Linked DNA regions of Homo sapiens: region 2 is linked to region 1. Evidence: read pairs that join two places in POLR2A ChIA-PET (ENCODE). Cell type or tissue: Panc1. All regions are shown on one strand. Links, peaks and the distances in the headings refer to the core of each region. The heading gives the core; the rest is flanking DNA.

Region 1 (8,334 bases), core at 314-8,313:
TGTACATGGGATCTATAGTGTTTGTCCTTTTGTGAGGGCTTATATGACATAGCATAATGCCTTCAAGCTTGTTGTAGCATGTGTCAGAATTTCCCTCCTTTTTATGGCTAATATTCTGTTACATGTATATGCTACCAATTGTTTGTCCACTCATCCGTTAAGGGAAGCTTGGATTGCTCCCACATTTTGACTACTGTGAATAATGGTGCTACAAACATGGGTATAGAAGTATCTCCTTGAGTCCCTGCTTTTCGTTCTTTTGACTCCATACCCAGAAGTGGAACTGCTGGATCATATGGTAATTCTCTGTTTAATTTTTTTGATGAACCACTATACTATTTTCCATAGCAACTGCACCATTTTATGCTCCTGCCAACAGTACACAAGGATTCCAGTTTTTCTACGTCCTCACCAACCCTTCTTATTTTATTTTATTTTTTAGTTTTTCCTTTTTTAGTTTTTTGATAGTAACCATCATAAGGTATGAGGTCGTATCTTATTGTATTGAGATTTTAAAGTTTACAAAATGTTTGAGTGAGTTATGTAACCAAATGACAGCAAGTTTAAAAAACTGAAATACTTAGTCTTGCTACTCTTACACCAATATTATTTGTTATTCGGATATATTGATTTTAAATTTTAAGGCCTTTTGTTTTGAAAAAGTTCTAATTCTTTTAGTTTCATATCACATTTCTCATTTTGTTACATATTTTATACAACATCATTTTAATTGGAATTTTCTGAGAAAATGTTGCATATGCTGAGGAATATATAGCATGATTGAATACTTGAGAACACATATAATTGTTTGGCTTCTGACATATAGATAGATGCCGGTTTGTATGATTTTAATTTCATAGGCTGGATGATGTGGTGACGAAGAACATGTTTCTGGGAGTGGTCTGGGTTTAACTTGCCACTTCTGGCTGCTTGCTTTTGGGCAAGTTTCTTAAATTCCCTGTGTCTCATTTCTTCATCTTTAAAGTATAATAGTACCTATCTCAGAGTTGTGAAGACCGAATGAGTTAGTGCTTGTACAACTCTTAGAACTGTGCCTGGCACATCAAACATTCTATGTAAGGCTTTGCTGCTATTATTGTTTTAATGGATGGGAATTTATCTCTTTGGTTTTCAGGATTATATGTAATATTCAAGTAGTCACTGTGTTTCAACATAGTATGTCAAATGCACTTAACTTAGAATGTCACAAGCACTGCTTTAGAGGAGGGTGCAGTCTAGAAGGCTGTTTGGGAATTAAGAGAAGATACAGCTGAGGCTGGGCATATTGCTAAATTAGTAATTTGATATAATCATCTCTTGGGGACTGTGCTCTTCTGGCTGCCATTTAGCTTTCACAACTAACTATTCTAGGCTCTTTTGGCCAGCTCAAACTTTTGATTGCTTCTTCAGGCTTCCTTACACAGCTCCCCAGATTATTTGGCTGGGCAAAGAATATTTTTCTCTGGTTCTTTTTTTTTTTTTTGAGACAGAGTTTCAGTCTTGTTGCCCAGGCTGGAGTGCAGTGGCACGATCTCGGCTCACTGCAACCTCCACCTCCCAGGTTCAAGCGATTCTCCTGCCTCAGCCTCTCGAGCAGCTGGGATTACAGTTGCATGCCACTGCGCCCAGCTGATTTTTGTATTTTTAGTAGAGGCGGGTTTTTGCCATGTTGGCCAGGCTGCTCTTGAACTCCTGACCTCAGGTGATCCACCTGCCTCAGTCTCGCAAAATGCTGGGATTACAGGCATGAGCCACTGCGCCTGGCTATTTTCTCTGGTTCTTAGTTAACAGCTTTTGTTAAGTCGCTAATTTAAATAGAATGCACTGGCTTAAATTTTTGCATAAAATAGCACTCTGTGATTTATAACATTTTTAAAAACCTTGTTTCACTGATATTCAGTATAAATCTGAGAGATGGTGAAGGTGTCCTCATTGAACAACTCTGGTTATACTGAGGGATTAAGTGCCTGATGTCACAAAGCAATTAAATGAGCTACCTTGGATTTGAACTCAAGTCACCTGGCTTCAGGGCCAATGTTTTAAAATACTGTTTTTTCCTTGACGTGTCATCAGATTTTAAGACAATACTTTGTTCCTTCTTTCCTAATTATTTGATGATACTTTTAAAGATTTCTAAATATTCCATGAAGATAATATGCCTCTCTCTTTTAAATTTAACAGCTGATAAAATTTATCTGATTCATTTTTCTCATACATCAGCTATGTTTTGTAGTCTTTTATCCCTATTACCAGAAAAGAATGAAATAAAATCTGAGATCTAAATATTTTACCTGATTAAATCCTTAATTTTTTACATGAATGTTTTCTGAAAAGCCTTTCATATTTCATGATTATTTTTATTTTGATATTGGAACAAGGTAGATTTCTCCCATACTGCCTAGCATATGTAGTACCTTGCTTATTTCAACATTACTGTCAGAATTAAATTAAATTTTGCCACTAGAATAGCTTTACAGTGCTACTTTCTCCTTTTTTCTTTTACGTTGTCCTCTTCTAGGTCTGTTTTTAATTGCTTTTCTCCAATATTCCCAATAATTTCTGGTTCTAAGAAGAGAATGTACCTTGAGCTGCAGGATTTGCCATTCTCTATTTTGTGAAGTATATTTTTCCACCTAATTTCTTTTATTTTTTCTTTTCTTTCTTTTTTTGAGATGGATTCTCACCCTGTTGCCAGGCTGGAGTGCAGTGGTGTGATCTTGGCTCACTGCAACCTCCGCCTCCAGGGTTCAAGCAATTTTCCTGCCTCAGCCTCCCGAGTAGCTGGGACTACAGGCGCATGCCACCACACCCAGCTAATTTTTGTATTTTAGTAGAGATGGGGTTTCACCATGTTGGCCAGGATGGTCTCGATCTCTTGACCTTGTGATCTGCCTGCCTCGGCCTCCCAAAGTGCTGGGATTACAGGTGTGAGCCACCGCACCCAGCCTATTTTGTATTTCTTTTGAAATAGGGTCTTGCTCTGTCGCCCAGGCTGGAGTGTAGTGGTGTGATCAGGACTCACTACAGCCCCAACCTCCTGGACTCAGGTGATCCTCCCACCTCAGCCTCCCAAGTAGCTGGGACTACAGGTGTGCACTGCCATGTCCAGCTAGTTTTTGTATTTTTAGTAGAGATGGGGTTCGCCCTGTTGTCCATGCTGGTCTTGAACTCCTGAGCACAAGCAATCCACCGGCCTTGGCTTCCCAAAGTGATGGGATTACAGGCATGACCCACTGTGCCCAGCCTTTAATTTGTTTTATATTCTTTATATAATTGTCCCTTTATCTGTGGTTTTGCTTTCTGCTGTTTTAGTTACTGACTTGTGGTCTGAAAATATTAAATGGAAAATTCCAGAAATAAAGATTTCGTGTTTCAAATTGTACCCATTTTGAGTAGTGTGATGAAATCTTGTGCTGTCCAGCGCTGTCCTCCTCTGTCCCTTTGGGGACATGAATCATCCCTTTGTCCAGTATATCTATGCTGTAGACACTACCTGTCACTTAGTAGCCATTTTAGTTATTAGATTAAAAAACAGTGTGTATAGGGTGTCTGGTACTATCCCAGATTTCAGGCAGCTACTGGGGGTCTTGGAACGTATTCCCCATGGATAAGGGGGGACTACTGCATATGTATTGGCTCTCACATAATTTAAAAAGTTGAATTGTTACTTTCAGTGTATATAAATTCATACTTTATTGCTGCATTAGTTTTTCCAATAGTATAAATTGGTTCTTTTCGTAAGAATATAATTAGTTAAGGCTCAACTTTTGGTCTTTTCATACAATAAGCTGCATTATATATAATTAATTGTGAATGTTACCTATATATTGTTGATATGCTCATTGTCAAATCTAAAATCTGAGTTCCTTGGCAGATATGTAGACTTGTGATAGGCATTTGGCATTTTATGTTTTGGGCAGTGTAACTTTAAATCTACATAAACTTCTCTGCCTTTTGCCTCTGCTGTGTTCATAGATTCCAGGAGGGCTTCGTGTATGGACCTCAAGCGTTGGAGGTAGCAGACTTTTCAGCAGAAGGTAAAGCAGAGTATTGCCTTCTGGTGTCATTGTGTGTGTGTGCTGGGGTGGGTATGTGACAGGTGAGAGCTTTTCACAAGTGTAATCACTAAGTAATTTATAATGATGCATTAAATGATTCACTTTCATAAAATTTAAAACCAAGATAATACCCGTACAATTGTATTCAGTATTACTAAAATTCATTAAAAAAAGTAACATTTAGATAGAACTAAAGACTCTAAATTTCACTTCTTTGCCATTAAGAAATAGTAGGAGTGAGTAGGAAAACAGCATTAGTATAATGTATGCTATATACCATGTAATTTTCTCAGACCTAGCTTTACTCTGATTTCTTCGTGGGAACTTGTCCAAGTCATAATTCATATGCTGCTCCTTTTACTGAAAAATTGCTTCACAATAGAGGGGCAGCCTAATCCATGACTCATGACTGGAAGATAGGCATTCATGCTATAGGTCCCATTTGCCAGAAATGTTAGTTTCCAATATGCTAGTTACCTGTCTCTTGATAACTTGTTTTTTTTTTTTTTTTGAGACAGAGTCTTGCTCTGTTGCCAGGCTGGAGTGCAGTGGTGCGATCTTGGCTCACTGCAACCTCCACCTCCTGGGTTCAAGTGATTCTCCTGCCTCAGCCTCCCAAGTAGCTGGAACTACAGACACGCACCATCACGCCCAGCTAATTTTTGTATTTTTATTAGAGATGGGGTTTCACCATGTTGGCCAGGATGGTCTTGATCTCTTGACCTCGTGATCTGCCTGTAGTTAGTTCTCATCCCACACACTTGTAAAATATGTTTTTATAGAGACCTTTTTTTTTTTTTTTTAAGAGACGGGGTTTCCCCATGTTGCCCAGGCTGGCCTTGAGCCCCTGGGCTCAAGCGATCTGCCCGCCTTAGCCTCCCAAAGTGCTAAGATTATAGGCATTGGCCACCACGCCCTGCTATGGAGACCTTCTTAATGAGTCTCTCTTTTTTTTTTTTTTTTTGGGACAGGGACTCACTATTTCCCAGCCTTGAGTGCAGTGGTGCCATCACAACTCATTGTGGCTTTGACCTCCCAGGCCTAAGCAATCCTCCCACTTCAGCCTCCCAAGTAGCTGGGACCACAGGCTCACGCCACCACACCTGACTACTTTTTAAGTTATTTGTAGAGACAGGGTCTTGCTTTATTGCCCAGGCTGGTCTGGAACTTGTGGCCTCAAACAACCCTCCTGCCTTGGCAGTTTTGTTTTTTATTTTTAGAAAGAGATCTATAGCAGCTAACAATGTACTCTTAGACATAAAGTTAGTAATGTGACTAGTTTTTAGATAGATTCTGAATGGGAATCAGAGGAATGGTTTTCTTAGGGGCTTCTGGAAATTATAGTTGTTTAGATACCAAGTAAGTGTGATATGGTTTGGCTCTGTGTCCCCACCCATATCTCCTCGTCTTGAATTGTACTCCCATAATTCCCACGTGTTGTGGGAGGGACTCGGTGGGAGATAATTTGAATTAAGGGGGCGGTTTCCCCCCTACTGCTCTCATGGTAGTGAATAAGTCTCATGAGATCTGATGGTTTTATCAGGGGTTTCCGTTTTTGGATCCTTCTCATTTTCTCTTGCTGCCGCCATGTAAGAAGTGCCTTTTGCCTCCCGCTGTAATACTGAGGCCTCCCCAGCCGTGTGGAACTGTAAGTCCAATTAAACCTCTTTTTCTTCCCAATCTCAGGTATGTCTTTATTAACAGCATGAAAACGGACTAATATAGTAAGTTGGTATCAGTAGAGTGGGGCGCTGCTGAAAAGATACCTGAAAATGTGGAAGTGACTTTGGCAGAGGTTGGAACAGTTTGAAGGGCTCAGAAGAAGATAGGAAAATGTGGCAAAGTTTGGAACTTCCTAGAGACTTGTTGAGTGGCTTTGCCCAAAATGCTGATAGTGATAAGGACAAGGTCCAGGCTGAGGTGGTCTCAAATGGAGATGAGGAACTTGTTGGGAACTGGAGCAAAGGTGACTCTTGTTATGTTTTAGCAAAGAGACTGGTGGCATTTTGCCCCTGCTCTAGAGATTTGTGGAACTTTGAACTTGAGAAAGATGATTTAGGATATCTGGCGGAAGAAATTTCTAAGCAGCAAAGCATTCGAGAGGTGACTTGGATGTTGTTAAAGGCATTCAGTTTTACAAGGGAAGCAGAGCATAAGAGGTTGGAAAATTTGCAGCCTGACAATGTTATGGAAAAGAAAAACCCAGAAAATGGGAGCCAGCTGTAAAAATTAGCATAAGTAACGAGGAGCAGAATGTTAATTCCCAAGACAATGGGGAAAGTGTCTCCAGAGCATGTCAGAGATCTTCAAGGCAGCCTCTCCCATCACAGGCCTGGAGTCCTAGGAGAAAATGGTTTTGTGGGCTGGGCTAGGGGTCCCTGTGCTGTATGAAGTCTAGGGACTTGGTGCCCTGCATCCCAGTCACTCCAGCTGTGACTAAAAGTGGCCAAAGTGCAGTTCAGGCTGTTGCTTCAGAGGGTGGAAGCCCCAAGCCTTGGCAGGTTCCATGTGGTGTTGAGCCTGTGGGTGCACAGAAGTCAAGAACTGAGGTTTGGGAACCTCCATCTAGATTTCAGAAGATGTATGGAAATGCTGGATGCTGAGGCAAAAGTTTGCTGCAGGGGCGAGGCCCTCATGGAGAACCTCTGTTAGGGCAGTGCAGAAGGGAAATGTGGGGTTGGAGCCCCCACACAGAGCCCCTAGTGGGGCACAGGCTAGTGGAGCTGTGAGAAGACCTCCAGACCCCAAAATGGTAGATCCACTGACAGCTTGCACCATGCACCTGGAAAAGCTGCAGACACTCAACACCAGCCCGTGAAAGTAGCCAGGAGGGGGGCTATACCCTGCAAAGCCACAGGGTTGGAGCTGCCCAAGACCATGGGAACCCACTTCTCACATCAGTGTGACCTGGATGTGAGACCTCGAGTCAAAGGAGATCATTTTGGAGCTTTAAAATTTGACTGCTCTGCTGGGTTTCGGATTTGCATGGGCCTGTAACCCGTTTGTTTTGGCCAGTTCCTCCCTTTGGAATGCCTGTATTTACCCAATTCCTGTACCCCATTGTATCTAGGAAGTGACTAGCTTGCTTTTGATTTTACAGGCTCATAGGTGGAAGGGACTTACCTTGTCTTGGATGAGACTTTGGACTGTGGACTTTTGGGTTAATGCTGAAATGAGTTAAGACTTTGAGGGACTCTTGGGAAGGCATGATTGGTTTTGAAATGTGAGGACATGAGATTTGGAGGGGTCAGGAGTGGAATGATATGGTTTGGCTCTGTGTCCCCACCCAAATCTCATCTTGAATTCTACAGCCATAATTCCCACATGTTGTGGGATGGAGCCAGTGGGAGACAATTTGAATCATGGGAGCAGTTTCCCCCATACTATTCTTGTGGTAGTGAATAAGTCTCATGAGATCTGACGGTTTTATCAGGGGTTTCTGCTTTTGCATCCTTCTCATTTTCTCTTGCTGCCACCATGTAAGAAGTGCCTTTCGCCTCCTGCTATGATTCTGAGGCCTCCCCAGCCATGTGGAACTGTAAGTCCAATTAAACCTCTTTTTCTTCCCAATCTCGGGTATGTCTTTATCAGCAGCATGAAAACGGACTAATACAAAGTAGCTGCATATTATATCATATATTTAGGATATACACCTTATGTGAAGTTGGATAGTATGTATTTATGAAATCTCTACTGTGTGCCCAACACAGGAGCACACCATTTTACAATGAACCAAGTTTCACTATTCTTTCACTTCCTCCTATTCAGAGAAGCTATTTTTTTTAACTAGAAGAGATAGGTGAATTTCAGGCTATTTATTGGGGTAAGCTACAATTTTACTTCCCAAACCTTTTTGCCTTTATTTTACTTTTTTCAGTGGCTATTTTGAGGATATTTTCTCTTTACCAATAATAGGTTGGAAGCAATTTAAAGCCTTTCATACATTTGCAGGCTAGTTGGCCATTTTCATCACTGTTGAATTATGCATTCTTATATTTGTTTAGCTAATCTGACTGTGGTGTATTTTGCTACCAGTTGAGAATCTCAATAGAGTATCTGTATCAAGACATAGGAATACTCCTCACCCAGCTCCCAACTCCAACTCAGTTTCTATGAGAAAGATGAGATTAAATGGATGGTTATGAAAATATTAAAAAAATTAATTGACTATTTTCTTGAGCAGTTTTAGGTTTACAGAAAACCTGGAGTAGAAAGTAGAGTTCCCATATACCACCCCCTGCTCCCCAGTTTTCCCTATTATTATTATTATTATTAT
Region 2 (8,334 bases), core at 6-8,005, 180 kb before region 1:
TCCTTTCTTTTTTGTGACAGGGTCTGGCTCTGTCGCCCAGCCTGGAGTGCAGTGGCGCCATCGTAGCTCCCTGTACCCTCAAACTCCTGGGCTCAAAGGGAGCCTCCTACCTCTGCTTCCTGAGTAACTGGGACTACAGGTGCACGCCACAGCGCCTGTCTTTACATAATGGTTGTATGAGTGTGCCATAACTTGATCCTCTATTTTTTAACACATAGGTTATTTACAATTTGTGGATATTGTAAATAACACTCTTTTGTGTATATTTTTGTCCAGTTGCCTAATTAAATGTATAGGATTTCATAGCTTAAAAAAGTAGAAGGAACACTGGACCTGTTAGAAGTACATTTCAATTCTAGCTCTGAAGCTTAATAATTGTGAAGTTTTCCAACCTCAGTTTTCTTATTTATTATATGAGGATGAAAATAATTATACTTAACACCGGGTGCGGTGTCTCAAGCCTGTAATCCCAGCACTTTAGGATGCTGAGGCGGGCGGATCACAAGGTCAGGAGATTGAGACCATTCTGGCTAACACGATGAAACCCTGTCCCTACTAAAAACACAAAAAAATTAGCTGGGCATGGTGGTGTGCACCTGTAGTCCCAGCTACTCCGGAGGCTGAGGCAGGAGAATGGCGTGAACCCGGGAGGCGGAGCTTGCAGTGAGCCAAGATTGTGCCACTGCACTCCAGCCTGGCCGACAGAGCAAGACTCCGTCTCAAAAAATAATAATAATACTTACTGTGTCTTTTTTGCTTGGAAAGCAAAAATTCAATCGTATATCTAAAAATACTTGGTAAACTGAAAAATTACATAAATTGTCAGATTTTGAGGGAGATGTGGGGAGAGTAAGGAGGAGTGGATAATCCAAGCTGAGGGAACAGCAGAAACAAAGGCTTGAGGAATGAAAATATGTGTGTTTTGAAAGGTTAGTGTGTTATAACTCAAGATGTCCCTTTAAAATAAACAAGCCTCATACTTCTAGCAAAAGTTATTGTTTGGTATTTATGAAGTAATTATTTTTATTTACTTTTAATGATTTACAAAAGAATACACAGTTAAAAGGGAGCTTTTTTTTTTCCTTTTTTTTTTTTTTTTTGAGACGGAGTCTGGCTCTGTCGCCCAGGCTGGAGTGCAGTGCCGTGATCTTGACCCACTGCAATCTCTGCCCCCTGGGTTTAAGCAATTCTTGTGTCTGAGCCTCCCTAGTAGCTGGGATTACAGGTGTACGATACCACACCGGGCTAATTTTTGTATTTTTAGTAGAGACAGGTTTCACCATGTTGGCTAGGCTGGCCTTGAACTCCTGACCTCAAGTGATCCACCTGCCTTGGCCTCCCAAAGTGTGAGCCACCGCGCCCAGCCAGAAAGTGAGCCTTCTACACCTGTCCCCCAACCATTTGTACCAGTTTCTTTTATATCCTTTCAAAGATATTCTGTGTGTTTACAAAAACACGTGTATATAAAATCTGTGAAATAATTTTTATTTTTAATTTTAATTTTTTTTTTGAGACAGTCTCATTCTGTCGCCCAGGCTGGAGTGCAGTGGCACCGTCTCAGCTCCCTGCAACCTCTGCCTCCTGGGTTCAAGCAGTTCTCTTGCCTCAGCCTCCCAAGTAGCTGGGACTACAGGCGCCTGCCACTATGCCCAGCTAATTTTTGTGTTTTTAGTAGAGACAGAGTTTCACCATATTGGCCAGGCTGGTCTTGAACTCCTGACCTCAGGTGATCCACCTGCCTCAGCCTCCCAAAGTGCTGGGATTACAGGTGTGAGCCACCATGCCCAGCCAATAATTTTAATATTATAATGTGGCTTGCAGACTGGAAAACCATTCCCTTGGAAGGAAGGAGGACATCATAGTAATGACTCCATGATCTAGAGCTTGTACCCTGTGAAAATAAGCTTAAAGTTTGAAACATCTCTCAGCTCAAAACAGGAGCTTATTAGGCACAATAAGCATCCATAAGCATCCATAGGCACCCGTCAGCATCAGCTTTGAAAGGAGACAAGCCTTTTGGTGACTGGGAGGAATTTCCACAATCTAACAGTGGGACTCCATTCTTAATACAGTCTACTCTCAATGACTTAGAATTCCTAAAAAGATTAAAAGGAGCGGGGTGCAGTGGCTCAGGCCTGTAATCCCAGAACTTTGGGAGGCTGAGGCGGGAGGACTGCTTAAGCCCAGGAGTTTGAGACCAGACTGGGCCATGTAGTGAGATCTCGTCTCTACAAAAAATTTTAAAAATTACCCAGGTATGGTGGCGCATGTGTTTAGTTTCAGGTTCTTGGGGGTGCTGAGGTGGGAGGCTCGCTTGAGCCCAGGATCTCGAAGCTGCAATGAGCTGCAATCATGCCACTTACTGTACTCCAGCCTGGGTGACAGAGTAAGACCCTGTCTCAAAAAAGAGAAAACATTGTGCCAAGTGAAAGAAGTCAAGACACAGAGGACCACATACTGAATGGTTCCATTTATATGAAATGTCCAGAATAGGCAAGCCTATAAAGAGAGATAGTAGGTTGGGCGTGGTGGCTCACACCTATAATCCCAGCTCTTTGGGAGTCCAAGGTAGGAGTATCCCTTGAGGCCAGGAGTTTGAGACCAGCCTGGGCAACATAGAGAGATCCCATCTCTATCTTTAAAGAGAGAGAGAGATTAGTGGTTGCCAGGGGCTTGGGAGGATGGTGGAATGAGGAGCGACTGCTACTGGATGAGGAGTTCCTTTTTTTTTTTTTTTTTTTAAGTAAAAGCAAGTTTATTAAGAAAGTAAAGGAGCCGGGTGTGGTGGCTCATGCCTGTAATCCCAGTACTTTGGGAGGCCGAGGCAGGTGGATCACCTGAGGTTAGGAGTTCGAGACCAGCTGGCCAACATGGCAAAACCCTGTCTCCACTAAAAATACAAAAATTAGCTGGGTGTGGTGGCGGGTGCCTGTAATCCCAGCTACTTGGGAGACTGAGGTGGGAGAATCGCTTGAACACAAGAGGCGGAGGTTGTGGTGAGCCAAGATCGTGCCCCTGCACTCCAGCCCGGGCGACAAGAGTGAAACTCCGTCTCAAAAAAAAGAAAGTAAAGGAATAAAGGAATGGCTACTCCATAGGCAGAGCAGCAGTTTGGGCTGCTCTACTGATAATACTTAATTAAGTTCATTTTTGATTATATGCTAAACAAGGGGTGGGTTATTTATGAGTTTTCCAGGAAAGGGGTGGGCAATTCGCAGAACTGAGGGTTCCTCCCCGACTTAGACCATATAGGGTAATTTCTGGACATTGCCATGGGATCTGTAAACTGTCATGGCGCTGGTGGGACTGTCTTTTAGCATGCTAATGCATTATAATTAGCATATAATGAACAATGAGGATGACCAGAGGTCACTCTCGTCACCATCTTGGTTTTGGTGGGTTTTGGCCAGCTTCTTTACTTCATCTTGTTTTATCCACAAGGTCTTTATGACCTGTATCTCGTGCTGACCTCCTATCTCATCCTGTGACTTAGAATGCCTAACCTCATGGGAATGCAGCCCAGTAGGTCTCAGTCTTATTTTACCCAGCCCCTATTAAAGATGGAGTTGCTCTAGTTCAAACGCCTCTGACATATTCCCCCACCCTTTTACAAGGGAACCCTTAATCCTAAGGGTTGTAGAGGGATGAAGATCCATTTTCTGTCACTTTTTCAGGATGAATAGGGGCAATTATATTCCTGCCTAACTATGAGGGGCTCTTGTATTCAGAGTAGAGAGGAGCTTAGTCAGAAAGCATCAGTATGGTGAGGGCCACTCATAACTCTTGAGTTCTGACAAAAGGTGATATAGTTTCCAAATTCTAGAGAAAACAGGTAGAGAGAGACTAATATGCTCCAAAGTTTGTTCACAGGAATATACTTTACTCAATTTTTAAAAGCTATAAATAGCTCAAAGGAAAAGTTTTCTTGATTCCAAAGTCAGCCAATTGTGGTGCTTCGGTCTATTTCCTTTGGGTTGGGAGTCTCCTCAGTTTAGTTGCTTCATGGTTTGCCAGGAAGATGTTACTGGAAAGGGGTCCTGATCCAGACCCCAAGAGAGGGTTGTTGGACCTCACACAAGAAAGAAGTTGGGGAGAGTCCATTGAGAAAAGTGAAAGCAAGTTTATTAAGAAAGTAAAGGAATAAAGAAGGGCTACTCCATAGGCAGAGCAGCCAGGAGTTTCTTTTTGGGTGATGAAAATGTTCTGAAATTAATGGCAATGGTTGCACAGTTCTGTTAATGTACCAAAAAAAAAAAAAAAAACCAACTGTATATTTTTAAAGGGTGATTTTTATGGTATATGAATTATATCTTGATAAAGCTGTTTTTTTCCTTTTGTTTTTTGTTTAAAAAAAGAATAGAAACACTTTTAAACTGAACAGAGCAGAGGAAATTTGCTTGGGGCGATCAAGGAAAAATCTTTGAAAGCTAGATAAGGGCTAGAACCATGGTGGCTGCATAGAAATATAATTTGGCTCTGGATCCAAAAAAGATGGCTTAAGGACCCATGGCTGAGAGGAAGAAAAGTTGGAAAGGGTCAAGTGTTATTAGTTTGCTTTAACTGAACCCACTTTAAGCCTTGTCTACTGAAACTAAGGCTGCTGAGGCAGAAATAATTTGAAAAACATTTATTGGAAGCCAAATGTGAGGATTGAACTGGGAAGACACACCAACCAGAGTTAGGAGTGTTCTGGAGTCTGTTACAAGTTACTGGAACAGGCTTTTAAAAGGACGGCCTTTTTTAGGAGAAGGGAGGAGAAGGAGAGGGAGGGAAGGAGAAGGGAGGAGTACTCCTTATACCAAAGTTATTGGAGCGTACAGACAGTACAGAAGTTACAGTCATTGGCTACAGATTGCAACATGCAGGATAAAATGTCTGTGTGCAAGACAATCAGTAAAACTTCATGATCAGAAGTCAGTGTCCTTTCCATTGTCAGTAAGTTATGCATTAATCAGTATGTCAACAATTTGAAGAGCGCACAGATTCTTTACTCAGGGATAGGATGTTGCCATGAGTCACAAGACCTCCCCAAGGCAAGTTAATTTGGAAGCCAGTTTACTTTAAAAGTAAACTACCAAGTGTGACATATAGGTTATCAGCCTCATGATAGTCTCAAAAGATAACTATTATCAAGAATGACATTTAATGAATTATCAAGATTATTTAACAATTAACTAGCAGGGCACAACGACTCAGCCATGCTGGGGTAGGGTCCTGGGAAAGTTGGATCATGGGGAGGCCTGGAGTGAGCTAAAGGCTTGCGGTGGTTGCTTGTTACTGGCTGATACGGGAAAAATGTCTCTAATTTAACAACTGGTATGTTTTTAATCAGTGCATACAAGCTAAATATCAGCCCTCATTAGTCTAACTTCCATTTTACACTTTGGGAAACTGACACTTAGAAAATTAGGAAACTTGGCCGGGAGCGATGGCTCACACTTGTAATTCCAGCACTTTGGGAGGCCGAGGCGGGTGGATCACAAGGTCAAGAGATCGAGACCTTCCTGGCCAACATGGTGAAACCCCATCTCTACTAAAAATACAAAAATTAGGCTGGGCACGGTGGCTCACGCCTGTAATCCCAGCACTTTGGGAGGCTGAGGCGGGCAGATCATGAGGTCAGGAGATCAAGACCATCCTGGCTAACATGGTGAAACCCTGTCTCTACTAAAAATATAAAAAATTAGCCGGGCATGGTGGTGGATGCCTGTAGTCCCAGCTGAGGCAGGAGAATGGCATGAACCCGGGAGGCGGAGCTTGTAGTGAGCCGAGATCGTGCCACTGCACTCCAGCCTGGGTGACAGAGCAAGACTCCATCTCAAAAAAAAAAAAAAAAAAAAGCAAAAATTAGCTGGGCGTTGTGGCATGCGCCTGTAGTCCCAGCCGGGAGGCTGAGGCAGGAGAATCACTTGAACCCAGGAGGCGGAGGTTGCAGTGAGCCAAGATCATGCCACTGCAGTCCAGCCTGGCGACAGAGCGAGATTCCGTCTCAAAAAAGAAAGAAAGAAAATTAGGAAACTTATCTGACTTACTACACTCTATTGTCTTTTCTGGGAAAGCAGGTAGAGATGCCAACCTCTGCATCAGGCTAGTTAAGAGTCAACAGAATGAGATTGAGCATCCAGCCTTAATAGAGTTGAAGAGGAGTTAAAGAGCTAGGGAGCTGCACACCTGATTAAACTGGGTCAGCCACATCATTCTATGGTAAGACTTTAATGACATTAGGATCAATAACCCTTGTTCTGTAAACACATCTATTGCTATGTTCTTCATCTCTTTCTGCTTTGTTTTTCACTGTATTTCCTGGGGTGTGAACTGCAACCACAAACTTTGATATTTAAGAAAAACCGTGTTTCCTTATTTTCCTTAAATTAAGCTTGACTCTGAGCCCCTGTCACATCAAGCTGGCAGGAAAATTTAATCTCAATTTCCTCTCCTTTACACTCCCAGATCAGGCATAGTATTTGAAGAGGCCTCTCCAGTCTTTAATCCATATTGGTTACTACTGAGATTCCCATGGTTCTTGAAGCCACACAGACCCTTCAATTTCAGGCACTATGTTTCAGTAAAGCATGGGAATCCCTGCTGTTTGGAAACCCTGAAGTTTAGAGCAGGCCTTTCTGAGGCTAGCCTCTTAGGTCTTGGCACTACTTCAGGACACTGCTGGGAGAGAAGAGACACACCAGTCCTTTCCCAGCCTAAGGAAATCTCCATCTCCTCCTGTAGTTTTTATTTTTTGTTTTAGATACAGGGTCTTGCTCTGTTGCCCAGGCTGTAGTGCAGTGGGGTGATCACAGCTCACTGGAACTCCTGGGCTCAAGCAATCCTTCTGTCTCAGGCTCCTTAGTAGCTGGGACTACAGGCATGCATCACCATGCCTGGCTAATTCTTCAGTTTTTTTTTTTTAATATTTATTTATTTATTTATTTATTTAGAGACAGAGTCTTGCTCTGTTACCCAGGCTGGAGTGCAATGGCACAATCTCAACTCACTGCAACCTCTGCCTCCTGGGTTCAAGTGATTCTCCTACCTCAGCCCCCCAAGTAGCTGGGATTACAGGCATCAGCCAATAGGCCTGGCTAATTTTTTGTATTTTTAGTGGAGATGGCGTTTCACCATGTTGTCCAGGCTGGTCTCGAACGCCTGACCTCAAGTGATCCACCTGCCTCAGCCTCCCAAAGTGCTGGTATTATAGGCATGAACCACCACACCCAGCCAGCTTTCCATTCTTTTAAACATCACAGATAAAGAAATACAAACTGCCTACCTGCCTGCTTGGAAGGGATAAAGGGGGAGAATGTAGGGTATTAGTGTCTCCATAAATTACCCTGCCATATCAGTAAAAGCCTTTGAATCGCTTCAACCAGGGAGTTGGAGGTGGCAGTGAGCTGAGATTGTACCACTGCACTCCAGCCTGGCGACAAAGTGAGATTCCGTCTCAAAAAAAAAAAAAAAGAATCATGAAAAATTTCAGAAATATGATTTCTGAAAAATCAAGTGTTGTGCTCTATATTTAAAAGCCTGCCACTAGGAGGAGACAAATGAATTAAAAATTGTTTAACCTGTTCTTTTAGAACACATTTTCTTTTTTTTATTTGTTTTTGAATTTTTTTTTTTTTAGAGACAGGAGGTCGCTTTGTCCCCCAGGCTAGAGTGCAGAAACGCTATCATAATTCACTGCAGCCTTGATATCCAGGGCTTAAGCGATCTTCCCACCTCAGCCTCCACAGTATCTGGGACTACAGGCTCATGCCACCATGCCCGGCTAATTTAAAAAATTTTTTTGTAGAGATGGAGTCTCACTATGCTGCCCAAGCTGGTCTTGAGCTCCTGAGATCCAGCAATCCTCCTGCCTCAGCCTCCCAAAGCACTGGGATTACAACTGTGTGCCACCTCACTTTGTCTTAAAAATCAACATTTTACACTTACGTAGTAGTTTATATTCCATTTAAGGACAATACGAGCTTTTAAAAATGTATCTTATTCTGTTTTAGATTGAAAACTAAATGTTAATCGACTGGTTCTCAAACTTCAGCTGTATCAGAATCAGCTGGAGGGCTAATTAAAATGCAGACTGCTCAAGCCCCACCCCCAGAGTTTCTGATTCAGCAGGTTTGATATAGGAGAGGACAGAAAATATGCCTTTTTTTTTTTTTTTTTTGAGACAGGGTCTCACTCTGTCACCCAGGCTGGAGTGCAGTGGTGCGATCTCTACTCACTGCAACCTCCATTCCCTGGGTTCAAGTGATCCTCCCACCTCAGCCTCCTGAGTAGCCATGCATCACCATGCCTGGCTATTTTTTTTGTATTTTTAGTAGAGACATGTTGCCCAGG

What was found. Peaks named below come from ENCODE experiments on the same cell type or tissue, not always from the same donor. Only the 100,000 strongest peaks of a DNase experiment are listed, where the experiment ranks them.
Region 2: POLR2A ChIA-PET joins it to region 1 with 15 read pairs; 5 of 35 experiments call an interaction of 5 or more read pairs at or near these places.

What each region holds. Positions count from the first base shown.
Region 1 is chr6:110,769,579-110,777,912 of GRCh38, reverse strand. All of the region lies in intron 1 of CDK19 (cyclin dependent kinase 19), which reads left to right. Among named protein-coding and RNA genes, the nearest start is that of CDK19, 42 kb to the left of the region's middle. In Panc1, for the core only: no CTCF peak of the experiment used is centred there; no DNase peak of the experiment used is centred there.
Region 2 is chr6:110,949,083-110,957,416 of GRCh38, reverse strand. No RefSeq gene overlaps it. Among named protein-coding and RNA genes, the nearest start is that of GTF3C6, 5.5 kb to the left of the region's middle. RefSeq lists a silencer at 7,197-7,491. In Panc1, for the core only: no CTCF peak of the experiment used is centred there; DNase peaks (open chromatin) are centred at 4,660, 4,906 and 7,586; H3K27ac peaks cover 703 bases.